Linked DNA regions of Homo sapiens: region 2 is linked to region 1. Evidence: read pairs that join two places in POLR2A ChIA-PET (ENCODE). Cell type or tissue: PC-3. All regions are shown on one strand.

Region 1 (4,000 bases):
CTTTGTGGCTGCGTAATCCGTGCATTCTCAAAGAACCTTGTGCTTGGCTTAATGGTCCTCCATCAGTCTTGAAATTCTTAATATTTCTTGAACAAGGGACCCCACATTTTCATTTTTCAGTGGGCCCTACAAGTTATGCAGTGAATCTTGATGATAGGATTATATAACTCAGTGATTAAAGCATGGTTTTTAAAGAAAAGCCTAGGAACCCAGGAATGTACTTTTAAATTTAATAAATTTAATAAAAGAAAAGCATGAATCTGAGTTGGCATTGCTTTTTTAAAAAACAGACTTTTTTTAGAGCAATTTTTGATTTACAGCAAAATTGAGAGGCAGGTACAGAGAGTTCTCATATCCCTCCTGCCCACACATGTGCACAGCCTCTGCCATTATCAACATCCCACACCAGAGTGGTATATTAGCTACAATCCAACCAATGAATGCTGCACTGGCACATCATTACCACCCAAAGTCCATAGTTTACATTGTGGTCATTCTTGGTGTTGCACACTCTGGATTTGGACAAATGTATAACATGTATCCACCATTATCGTGTCATAGAGAGTAGCTTCACTGCCCTAAAAATCCTCTCCTCTGCCTAGCCATTCCTCCCTCACCACCACCCCATACCTGAACTCCTGGCAACCACTGGTCTTTTTACTGTCCCCATAGTTTTTCCTTTTCCAGAATGTCATAAGGTTGAAATCCTATAGTATGTCGCCTCTCCAGAGTGGCTTCTTTCACTTAGTGATATACATTTAAGTTTCTGCCACGTCTTTTCATGGATTTGCTTTTTAACAGGCATTTGGGTACACCATTTTCCTCTGTCCTCACAAATAAGTGGCTGTGGCGCCACTTTTTGCCTTACAAAGATGGAGATCAGACTTCTGTGTTTGGTGATATTGATCAAGGTTCCCACATTGTGCCTGCAGGCTGGGTGCCGAGCTGCTTTCCTTTGTCCCATGCCCCACCCTCCATCAGTGAAAAGCCTCATTTTCTGTCTTTCCATTTAATGTTTTACCCTTAACTGAGACTTGGTTTAGAGTGATTCACATTCTGAACTCAAGCATGTTTGCCCAGTTGCCATATGACCTCCAGCCTTGTTAGGAAAAACAATACAACTCGTGATTGTTTTACTATGGGCTCATTTACAGCAAGTGCTACTGCAAACCAGTGCATGAAAAAGATGGCAAATGCTTCTCTTGCCATCTGTCTCTGCCAGAGAACCAGGGAGTGAATATGAAGCTAAACGAGTTACAGACAAGCATTTCCACACCACCTTACACAACAAGGACAGCAAAACTTTGACTTCTTAAAGACATCTGGAGCTACTGGCTATGGTGAATGGGGGAGACAATTTATTAGGGTGATGTATGTTTCTTAGTTTCTAATGATACATAAATTATCCCATGAGCCATGATACATATGGCTTAAAGAGAATTTTAAATGAAAGTAATTTTTTTTCTAGCACCACTAATTGCCTAGCAGCAGTAAATTACTCATCTCCCACGGCCTATGGGCTGTGGTCATTACTCTGTCCTCGAGGTTGAGTGGATGTCCCCCAAGAGGAACATTTGCTCTGAAAAAGTGAATTTACATCCTCACTTGTGAGCCCACTATGCTAGGTCTACAGAGGGAGCAGGTATTAATCACGCCTTTCGGACATAGCACTGTGTTTGTGCCCTCCTACATGTGTTATTTATGATAGCAGGACAGTGGGTTGAGTCTTAGCTCTTGGTTTGCCTTTGGGGGAAAATCAGAGTGCTGCTATCAATAATTAATTTCGTCTGGCTGGTTGGGGGGCAGGGAGGCATGGTTTGAAAGATAGACTTAGCTAATAAGCATGGAAGTTTCCTAGGTGACAAGTTAAACAAGGGAAGTGATAAGCATCATTAGTTTTGGGAAACACTAGGTAACTACATGATATGTAGAAGGAGAATGATGATGCTATCAAAGACCATTAACTCAGCATATTTTTGTTGATTTCCACTACTGTGATAAGTACTAAGGATGCAAGGAATGAGTGAGAAGATTCCTGCCCTCACCAAGTTTGGTGTCCAGTGGGAGAGAGAATCACAGAAAAAAACAAAGATAATACAAGGTCAGCCCAAGGTACTACATGAGAGCAGAATGGAGATAGCTTCTGCCTGCCTGTTGAGGAGACTAGACAATGCTGGAGCTTAGATTTGAAGAATATGTTGTATTTGACCAGATGGCCATGGCGTGGGATGGCCATGGCGTGGGATGGCCATGGCATGGGATGGCCATGGCGTGGGATGGATGAGGGTAACAATGGCAAAGGCCTGGACATCAGAGAGAGAACCTGGTCAGTTAGGAAAACGATGCTTTGGCGTGGTCAGCGTATAGGCTGTATACAGGGAAAATGACAGAAGACAGGACTAGAGAAGGGACAAGGCAAGGCCACAGGAGTATGTATGCCATGAGAGGGAGGGCTTTAGACCTGAGAACTGCATGACCAGAGAGGGCAGAACTGTGGAGGATGGGTTGAGGTGGAGGGAGGCAAGCAGGGAAATCAGTCACAAAGCTGCTGCAGCCATCCAGATTAAAGAGAGAGAGAGAAATGCCATTACCCTGTAATTAAACACAATCACAAACATAACGAGAAATTTGCCTTAAAATTATCTCTCAGAAATACACTAGATTGGCGTGTGTGCATGTATATATATATATAAAATATGTATTATATAACATATGTGTATGTATTGTATATGTGTGTGTATATATACGTGTGTGTGTGTATATACATATATGTTTTATCTATCTGTATATACTGTTATCCCCTGATATCCATGGAGGATTGATTCCAGGACCCCTGTGGAAACCAAAATCCATGAATATTTAAGTCCCTAATGTAAAATATTTGCACCTAACCTACACATATTTTCTCATATACTTTAAACCATCTCTAGATGACTTATAATACCTAATATAATGTAAATGCTAAGTAAATAGTTGTTATACTGTATTCAGGGACTAATGACAAGGAAAAAAAGTCTGTACATGTTTGGTAGAGATGCAACCATACATTTCTTCTGTTGGGTGAATCCACAGATAAGGAACCCATGGATCTGGAGGATCAACTGTATATTTTTGTTTCTCAACTGTATATTTTTGTTTCTCACAAGACTTTTCTGCTAATTACCCTGTCATTTTCTTAAGGGCTAATGCTTTTGAACTATGCATTTGGAGGGGAGGGTCTCCTTTCATAGCTTCTATTATTGAGAAATATACATTTGTTAGGATGAATGGGTTGAATGCATATTTCCATCACATGCATATTGCCTCTTCTCACAATTTTAAGAAAAGAAGCATATCCAAGACTTTCCGTTTCTGCATCATCCCTTCCCCATTACCCCTATACCCACACACTCTGAGATGCTCTGACCTTGGCCAGCAGCAGTTTTGTGTCTATTAAGGTGTCAAGACTTGGTGTAACCACTAATAAAATCTGTATTCTGTATTCTGATGCTTACAAACTGCATAGGGACTTTATAAGGACTCCATCCTACCCTCAGCCTCCCACCTGTGACCACAATCAAGATTTGGGAGTGGGATCACAAAGGTTTAGAGCCTAATGAGGCTGCCTGGGAAAGGAGGGTCTTGCAAGTAAATGCCAGGAGGTGCTTTGCCTCTGCTTCCCTTAGGCTAGGGCGGTGTGTGGGGGTGGGCGTGAGAAGACTGAAGGGGAGGGGAAGGGAGAGTGAACTGATGGGAGGGACGCTGAGACAGGATTGCTTTGTGCCCACTCCTACGACTGCCTTCATTTGGAAGGTGGTAGTAAATACAGTCATGTTGGAGGAATGTTTCTGGACCAAGGTAGCCTGAGACTGGGGGAACAGAGCAAGGAGAGTGGCATGGCCCCCATCTCACAAGAAGAAAAAATGAAGTTGTAAAAATGCCTGAGTGCATGTGGTACTGATCTGCCTTTTTCCATCCAGACCCTGCAGAGATGGTCAGCAGTTTGTGTTGAGACCAGTCC
Region 2 (4,000 bases), 140 kb after region 1:
AACGATTTTTAAGGTTTCTAAGTGCACTCCATTTACATTTCCTACTCATTCTCTAAATGAAAGGCAGGCTAAAACACATTAATGAGCTTCCTGATTACTGCAGCCCTTGAGAAATTAATTAATGACAATGCAGCCACACTTAACATTCCTCCTCCTTTCTGAGTTTGGAAAGCGGGAGGAGCTGCGCTTTAATCCACGCCCAACCAAGAGCCACCATGTGTCTTTAGCCGAAGAGTTGGTTTGCCAGGACACATTTCAGATTGCCTTTCCTAGAGAAAAGCCATTCCCTGAATAATTAAGAGACAGCATCTTTTCCATTGTCTGGAATTTTTTTTTACCCTAAATTAGGTGGTTTAAGCTGGTAGATGTTGGGTATGACTTGTTTCTTTTCTTTTCTTTTCTCTTTTTTAAGTAAATAAGTGTCAAGCACCAGCATTTACCTGGCCCTTCCCTTATAATAATAGCCAACACTTTAAAGTTGCTTGTCAGGGACTGTTCCAACTGCTCTGTCTTTCTTTGCCTCTCTCTGTGTGTACATATTTACTTATTAAATCTCACAATAACCCTGGGGTAGGTGGTATTATTATCCCCTATTTACAAAGAGTGAAGAAGAAGAACAAGACATATCCACGGATCTACCAGCTAAAACTACCTAATTTAGGACTTTAAAAAATTCCTAAGCCATTAAAAAAGATGCCATCACTGAAGAACATACAGTGAGAAAGTGGAAGAGCCATGATCTGAACTCAAAGGGATTGGCTCAGAATCCATGCCTTAGCCAGTAACTACATCTACAGCCAGCCATATGTACATTTGTATCTTGAGTTGTTTTTATTTTTTAATCTGTGTTTATTTTATTATTTATTTTCTATTGTATATATTTAAGGTATACAACATGATGTTTTGATATACATAGTGAAACGATTATTGCAGGTAAGCAAATTAACGTATTCATCACCTTCCCTACCTTCTCTAGTTACCCTGTTTTCAGTAAGAGCACCTAAAATCTAGTCTCTTAGCAACTTTTCAATATACAAGACTGTATGATTAACTATAGTCCTCCTGCTGTATGTTGGATTTTTAAATTTATCCTTCCCACATAACTTTGTACCTTCTGACAAACTCCCCATTTCTTTCCCCTCCCCACCCTTGGTAACCACTGTTCTACTCTGTTTCTATGTATTAGACTTTTTGTTAGATTCCACATACAAGTGAGATCATGCAGTAGTTTTCTTTCTGTATCTGTCTTACTTTTTAGCATAAAGTACTCCAGGTTCATTCATGTTGTAGCAAATAGCAGTATCTCCTTTTTAAAGGCTGAATAGTATTCCATTGTAGGGATATTGTAATATATATAGATATCACAATTTATTTATCCATTCATTCATCAATGGGCACTTAGGTTGTTTCCACATCTAGGCTATCATGAATAGTGCTGTGTTTACTGAGATGTTTTCCACTCATCTTCATTCCAGGTGCCTTCAGTGCTGCTTCTGCCTGCAGAGATGTCCTCCAGTCACCATACTTTGCCTCCGGTAGGCTGGCTGAGGACAGAGAATAGTCAACACACACAACCACTGTTAGAGCGTGGGTAAACCCCAGAGTGATTTTATAGCATGCAGGCATTTCACATCCAGCAGATAGGCATTGGGCTTTGCACCATGCATTTCATCTTGTTTCCTCCTTTCTTATGGGGAGAGATGAAGGAAATCCTTTGCAAGAAGCATATTCTCATGGGGGTGTCATCGCCGCTGAAAACAGCGGACAGAGGTTAGCAAGACTGCTCCTATTGTTACAATAAGGACCCTGAGGCTTGGAGGACTGCTGACTTATTTGCTCAGGATTGCGCGGTTTGGTTACTTTGCCTTCTTGTTTTTGTTTTGTTTTTTATGGGACTCTGCAAACGTGTAAACTGACTGATTCCAACCTGCTGTTCTTTCTTCTGCACCACTCTGTGCCCATGTGGTTCTGGGGATGAAGCATGCACCTAGGTGGCTACCCTTGGAGAGTCCTTTCTGGTCTCAGAGCTGACATAAGAATGAATCAGCCTTACAAGTGTGAGTCCCCGGTGCCAGGGCCTTGAAAGAATTGCACAACTTTTTGGCAGCCCCAGGAAGCCCTGAAATAAAGCTGGGGACCCAAGTGTACTCTGTGGGCATCCTGGTAGCAACAGCATTCACCACATAAAACAATGAAGCCACAAAGAGGAAGCCACCCAGAGAAGCAGCTTTGGCTGGACAATGTTTCCAAGCAAGAGAGAGAAAACAGTTAGAAAAGAAAGTGGCTTTTCATGATGAGCAAAGCTTCTTCCAGGCAAACTAGGTCTCAAAAGTATCCTTTCCTCCGCACGAAGTGCTGTGGGCCTGTGAGCGCTCTCCCACTACAACAGAGTGGAGCTGTGGGTCTTGGAGGAGGTTGGGAACAGAGGGTTTTGGACACAGACTAGATACAGGCTCAAGTCTCAGCTCTGCCGTTTCCTAACTCTGTGACAGGAGTGTCCAATGTTTTGGCTTCCCTGGGCCACTTTGGAAGAAGAAGAATTGTTTAGGGCCACACATAAAATATACTAATGATAGCTGATGAGCTAAAAAAAAATCGCAAAAAAAAATCTCATAATGTCTTAAAGTTTATGAATTTGTGTTGGGCTGCATTCAAAGCCGTCCTGGGCCACTGGTTAGACAAGCTTGCTCTGAGGCAGGCTAGGTTATCTTTCAGCCTCTGTTTCATCAGCTATAAAATGGGAACAGTTGGATCTATGTCACAGGACTGTTGTAATAGTTAAATGAGACCATGTTTGTATGGCGCATAAGAGGCGTGCAAAGTGCTTGATACATAGTAAGCTCTTAATAGATAGCAGCTGCTTTTTAGAGTTCACAGTGCTCCCAGTCAGATTCTTCCTTCTGCTAAGCACTGGACCCGCGGCTCCCTCTGAGATGCTCTGCCCTAGGCAACCCCGAGGCTTGCACCCTCTAAAGTCAGGACTCTCTGCTCAAAGGTTGGCTCTCCGGAGACTGCCCCTGACCACCTGACCCAGAGCAGCTCCCATCCTTCTACCCCACTCTGCGTGTTTCTTGGCATCTTTCACTATGGGAAGCTGTGCTGTAGATTACTGTGTTTATTTGTTTATTGTCTATCTCCTTCGCCTAGAAGAGCAGTCCATTCTTTTTGGCACCAGTGACTGGTTTTGTGGCAGACAATTTTTCCATGGACCCAGTGGGGGTGGGGAGGGATGTTTGGGGATGATTCAAGCAAATTACACTTATTGTGCACTTTAGTTCTATTATTATTACATTGTAATATATAGTGAAATAATTATACAACTCACCATAATGTAGAATCAGTGGGAGCCCTGAGTTTTTTTTCCTGCAACTAGATGGTTCCTTCTGGGGGTGTTGGGAGACAGTGACAGATCATCAGGCATTAGATTCTCATAAGGAGTACACAACCTAGATCACTTGCAAGCACAGTTCACAATAGGATTTGCGCTCCTATGAGAATCTAATGCCATAGCTGATCTGACAGGAGGTGGAGCTCAGGTGGTACCACGAGCAATGAGGAACAGCTGTAAATACTGATGAAGTTTGCTCACTCACCCACCACTCACTCCTGCTATGCCGCCTGGTTCCTAACAGGCCATGGGCCAGCAGTGGTCCGTGACCCGGGGGTCAGGGATCTCTGCCCTAGAACATTAGCCCCATAATGATAGCAACTGTGTTGTGTTCACTACTGAATCCTTGGTGACTAACACAAGTGCCTGGCCTAGGGAAGGTACCAAGTAAATAGTTATTGAACACATGTGAATACATGGTCTTCCTCCTGTATAGATTGTGAGTCCTTACAATGGCACAGCGTAAAACTGTTCATCAGTTACAGAAACTCGTGCAGATCTGGGAAAGCCTTGGGCTTCAGAGCCACCAGCATAGTGACCAAGATGGCCTGGTCACTTGATGCTGAGCTGTGCTCCATAAGCCCTACAGCCCTGAAGGGCAAAGCAATCACT

The links. Peaks named below come from ENCODE experiments on the same cell type or tissue, not always from the same donor. Only the 100,000 strongest peaks of a DNase experiment are listed, where the experiment ranks them.
Region 2: POLR2A ChIA-PET joins it to region 1 with 16 read pairs; 2 of 35 experiments call an interaction of 5 or more read pairs at or near these places.

The regions. Positions count from the first base shown.
Region 1 is chr1:84,916,754-84,920,753 of GRCh38, reverse strand. No RefSeq gene overlaps it. Among named protein-coding and RNA genes, the nearest start is that of LPAR3, 26 kb to the right of the region's middle. In PC-3, no CTCF peak of the experiment used is centred here; no DNase peak of the experiment used is centred here.
Region 2 is chr1:84,778,300-84,782,299 of GRCh38, reverse strand. It overlaps LOC102724892 (a long non-coding RNA gene), which reads left to right. Exons shown (of 3, transcript XR_426717.3): 3 at 1-1,294. Among named protein-coding and RNA genes, the nearest start is that of SSX2IP, 90 kb to the right of the region's middle. In PC-3, no CTCF peak of the experiment used is centred here; a DNase peak (open chromatin) is centred at 2,009; H3K4me3 peaks cover 442 bases; H3K27ac peaks cover 2,161 bases.